2 separate regions of the Homo sapiens genome follow, and region 2 is linked to region 1. Evidence: read pairs that join two places in POLR2A ChIA-PET (ENCODE). Cell type or tissue: IMR-90. All regions are shown on one strand.

Evidence for each region. ChIA-PET counts read pairs that join two places held together with the same protein. Peaks named below come from ENCODE experiments on the same cell type or tissue, not always from the same donor. Only the 100,000 strongest peaks of a DNase experiment are listed, where the experiment ranks them.
Region 2: POLR2A ChIA-PET joins it to region 1 with 15 read pairs; 3 of 35 experiments call an interaction of 5 or more read pairs at or near these places.

What each region holds. Positions count from the first base shown.
Region 1 is chr3:100,296,808-100,299,307 of GRCh38, forward strand. TBC1D23 (TBC1 domain family member 23) reads left to right here. Exons shown (of 19, transcript NM_001199198.3): 9 at 1,116-1,238; 10 at 2,432-2,500. Among named protein-coding and RNA genes, the nearest start is that of NIT2, 37 kb to the right of the region's middle. In IMR-90, no CTCF peak of the experiment used is centred here; a DNase peak (open chromatin) is centred at 1,204.
Region 2 is chr3:100,403,462-100,405,961 of GRCh38, forward strand. All of the region lies in intron 1 of LNP1 (leukemia NUP98 fusion partner 1), which reads left to right. Among named protein-coding and RNA genes, the nearest start is that of LNP1, 3.2 kb to the left of the region's middle. In IMR-90, no CTCF peak of the experiment used is centred here; no DNase peak of the experiment used is centred here; H3K4me3 peaks cover 347 bases; H3K27ac peaks cover 190 bases.

The sequences.
Region 1 (2,500 bases):
TGAGATTGTGCCACTGCACTCCAGCCTGGGCGACAGAGTGAAGACTCTGTCTCAAAAAAAAAAAAAAAAAAATTATATTACAGTAGTAATCCAGTGGAGGAGGTAGAGTTTTGCCACTTTTCTCTGGAGTTCAGGCTTGTATAGTCTTAATAATGCTGAGCTGTCTTATAAAGAAAGGTCATTTAGGCCCCGTAAAGACTTAGATCCTTAGACCAGACAGATGCCTAATAAAGGACACCAGATTAGAAGTATGAGTGATGTGAACTCCTGAAAAATGAAACTCTAAGAAGCAAAAGCTAATAGTGGAAGAGGCACAAGTTTATAAAGCAGACAGGTTTGTATGTGACTTCAGGTGCCCATGAGAGCACCTTTTTTTTTAAAGCATTCTGCCATAATAATTTCTAGTTGGTACTCATCGTGTCACTGAAGTGTCAAGATAAAGTTAAGTTATGTTTAGTATACTGTGTTTTAGAAAGCAGGTAAAGGAAACCTTTTAAGATCATTTTCCCTCAAAAATAACTAATTTAAAAAGACTTATTTCTAGGGACCAGTTTCAACTATTTTAATAATTTTCTTATATAGAACTCTTCAGTTCCTAACAATGCTGTATAAGTCAGATGGTAGGATAGTAGTTTAAAATACTGAATGAAAAAGAAGTCTTATTTTTTTTCTTATTCAAGAGCTGCACCTTTTATTCTTCAGACATAGTGAAACTGTACTAGCAGTTGTGAATTAGAGCAGGCTGTGGATCAGTATTTTAACTCATTTATGCAATAGATTTCTGCCACATATTTGTTTTTATTAAGATATGAAAAATTGTAAGTAACCATTTTTAAAGTTCAATATTAACTACAGGTGGTAGTATAGAAAATAGCTATTTAGAATGTGTTTTTTTTTTCTTAGTCTTTCATTTTGTATGAACACTGACAGGGACTTTATGTGACATTTTTGTAGTTCTTAGCCTATAAAATTTGAGATTATGTAGTATTAAGTTTTAAAAAATCACAACTCAAGAGTATTATAATTTTACCTTTTATCATGGTTTAATAAGAATATTTTTAGGAAGAAAGTTTGATTTTTTTTTTCATAATGTTTAAAAATTTCCCTTCAAACAGGATAATCACCATCTCTTTGGTAGTACTTTGTTGGGAATTAAGGATGATGATGCAGATCTGAGTCAGGCTCTTTGTCTGGCCATCTCCGTGTCAGAGATCCTTCAAGCGAATCAGCTACAAGGGGTAAGTAAAGGAAACCCAGTTTGTTAGGGGACTGTTCATTTTAAATACAAGGAACCAACTTCCTCCCTGTTCATTGATTCCCACAAAATCAATTTACTGCAACAAGGTGGCTCTTTTGGCTTTTTGAATGATTGTGTTAAATGTTATGTTCAGAGGGTCATTTTAAAACTTGTCAGCTTGTGTGGTGTTTTAATTGTCTACAATTAATTATTGTTGACATTCTTGACACCAGTTTTTGTAAATCGCCGTATCTTTTTTCCATATTTCAGTAGAGCAACTGAATGTGGCATTGTATAAAATACTTTTAAAAGGGTGAATTTAGCATTTAACAGTTTCTGGTAGTTTACAGCTAATTGAATTACATGGTTTAGTTCCATACAACTTATAGCAAAGGAGAATTGTGAAAATGAAATTTTCTTCATGAAAATCTAATAAGTCAATTTGACCAATGATGTTTTTAATATATGGTCTTTATTACTAGTAGTGCAGCAGTTAACCATGGTGTGTATTTGGAAGGTGTAGTGTATTTCCAAGGTTGAGGGCAGGAAAGGAATGGACGTGGGAAAATAGCCTTTTATGGTAGATCTTTCTTAGTTGGATTTCTTACTGTATCTGCGCTGGTTATTGAGGATTTTCAAAATACAAGCATCTCACTTTTTTCTTATTCAAACTAATATTTAAAAACAAATGAAAACATGTTATCCAGTTTAAAGAGATCCATGTGAACTTCTTTAGTTGAAACTGGTATTTCAGAACATTCTCCCTTCATCCCCCCACACGAAATAGATGTTTAGTTCTTACGTGAATTGAGCTGTTGATAAATTTGCAGATTTATTTGCAAAAAAGAATAGCATATCTAGAGTTGTGTTTATAACTATATAGCGTTTTATAATTAGTTTTATAATTAATTATAATTAGTTTTATAGCTCAAACAGACACTCTCCTTCTATGTATTTTAAGACTTTCCAGTAAAGAACAACATCTAAAAAAGAAAAATGTTTTAACTGTTTAAAAGAAATAAAAGTATTTAGGACCTTCGGGTTATTTTCTGTGCTAACTAGGTCCTCCCAATTCCATGTGAGATCCATTTTTTAATGAACTTGTTCCCTTTATTTGGTTAACTGTGAATATTATGTTGTGCAATGTGAACCTCATGGGAAATTCCTGTATGTCAAATGTTGTTTCCGTTTTAGGAAGGAGTCCGGTTCTTTGTGGTGGATTGCCGTCCTGCAGAACAATATAATGCTGGGCATTTATCAACT
Region 2 (2,500 bases), 110 kb after region 1:
CCTGAGTTTTTTTTTTTTTTGAGATGGAGTTTCGCTCTTGTTGCCCAGGCTGGAGTGCAATGGCGCCATCTTGGCTCACTGCAGCCTCTGCCTGCAGGCTTCAAGCAATTCTCCTCCCTCAGCGTCCCAGTAGCTGGGATTATAGGCGGCTGCTACCATGCCAGGCTAATTTTTTGTATATTGGCCAAGCTGGTCTTGAACTCCTGACCTCAGGTGATCTACCTGCCTCGGCCTCCCAAAGTGCTGGGAATACAGGCATAAGCCACCATGCCCAGCTGACCTGAATTCTTATTCTAAATTTTAATACCACTGAGTTGTGTGTGTGACCATGGGCAACTCTGCTTTCTTTATAATGTGAGGAGGGGTGGATTAGATTATTTTTAAGGCTCCTTATTGTTTTAAAATGATGTAATTCTGTCCCTTCAATTGTCATTGCTACATGAAAGGCCTTTCAGATTGCTAGAGTTGGTAAATAGCTGGTTGACTGGTGTCCAAACCTTCCAGCCAGTGCACAAATCTGCTTATATTAAGCATGTACATATAGAACAGCTCTATTCTCTTTCAGCTGTCTGATGTTTTCATTCTGTTTTTCCTTACTGAAAAATTACTGAAAAGAATTGTCTACATCTGTTACTTATTTGGCACCCATTTCATCCAAAATCTGTTGTAATCTAGTTTACAACTTTATAATTAGGCTGAAAGTGCTTTAGAAGTCATAAAATTCATTGTGGTTTTTTTGTGGGTGGGGGAGGTTGGCTGTCACCCACTTTTACTTGATACCACTGATTATTCTCTCCTTGAAATGTTCTTTTCCTTGGCTTCAGGAGAATAGAGTCTTCTGGTTCTTCTACGCTCTGACCAAACTCTAGATCAGTGCTGTCCATCACAGCTTTCTATGATGCTGGAAATGATTTATATTTATGATGTCCAATATGGTAGCCACTAGCCACATGTGGCTATTGAGCACTTGAAATGTAGTGTGACAAAGACTACAGTTTTCATTATTTAATTGATTTAAGTAGTATCATGTGGCTAATGACTACCATATTGGACAGCACAGCTCTAGATATTCCTCAAGTGAGGAATTTATTAGAATATGTCTTCTTCTTTATCTTCAATCTCTCCATTAGTAACCAAAGTAAATCTCATTGCTTCAGGTACCATTTCTGTGCAGATAATCACTGTCTATATATCTTTTGGCATAGCTTCCCTTTTTACCTCTAGCCCTATATTTCTTACTACTTACTGAGCAGTTTTGCTTGGATTCCTGACTTTTGTCAAAAATATAACTCATCATTTTCCCCACTCATTCTTTCTCTTTGTGTTATCCTTTTTTTTTTTTTTTTTCCAAGATGGAATTTCGCTCTGTTGCCCAGGCTGGAGTGCAGTGGTGTGATCTCGGCTTACTGCAACCTCTGCCTCCTGGGTTCAAGCGATTCTCTTGTCTCAGCCTCCCGAGTAGCTGGGACTACTGGCGCCCGCCACCACACCTGGATAATTTTTTGTATTTTTAGTAGAGACGGGGTTTCACCGTGTTAGCCAGGATGGTCTCGATCTTCTGACCTCGTGATCCGCCCGCCTCGGCCTCTCAAAGTGCTGGGATTACAGGCATGAGCTACTGTACCCAGCCTGTGTTATCCATTTTTTCTAATAATACCACTATTACCTTAGCAGTTACTCATATTTGAAACCATAGACCTTTTTAGACCTCTCTCTTTTTCATCCTTACCTACCCAAGCACAAATGATTATGCTGTTGTATTTATATACACACATAAACACAAAATCAGCTGTGAAGTCTTCAACAAATTCAACTTTGTTGTAATATCTTTCTTATAGTTTTTTCACCCATTCTGACACTTCTTAGTTCATATAAGTGAAAACTCCTAAGAGTATGTATAACACATAACAGATACTCAATAAATAGTTTCTTCCCATCTTAGTACAGGCTGCTATAACAAAAATATCATAAAACTACTTAGCTAATAAACTATAGAAATTTATTTCTCACAATTCCTGAGGATGGGGGTTTGAGATCAGTGTGCCAGCATGGTCAAATTCTGTAAGAGCCCTATTCTGGGTTGAGGACTGCAAATTTGGTTTGTGTCCTCAAATAGTGGAAAGGGGCAAGAAAGTTCTCTGGAGTCTCATTTTTATAGGGGCACTCATCCTATTTTTAAGGGCTCCATCCTCATGATCTAATCACTTCCCAAAGGCCTCAACTCCTAATACTATTACATTCCCCTCTTTTTTCTCTTTTATTCATTTCCTTCATCTTGCCTAAATCCTATATTTGCTTGCTTCCCAGATAATTTCTCTGCCTCTAGTGCCTCTCTTCTATGTGTCACCCTGCACCTTGATATCAATTTACTCTTCCTATAGCATAACTGTAATTTCACTCTTGAGCTGAAAGACTTTTAAATCCTCTTCACTTTCACTATAAAGTTCAACATTTCTGCCCACCCATGCCTCCCTTCATACACCTCTTCTCTTTCTTTGGT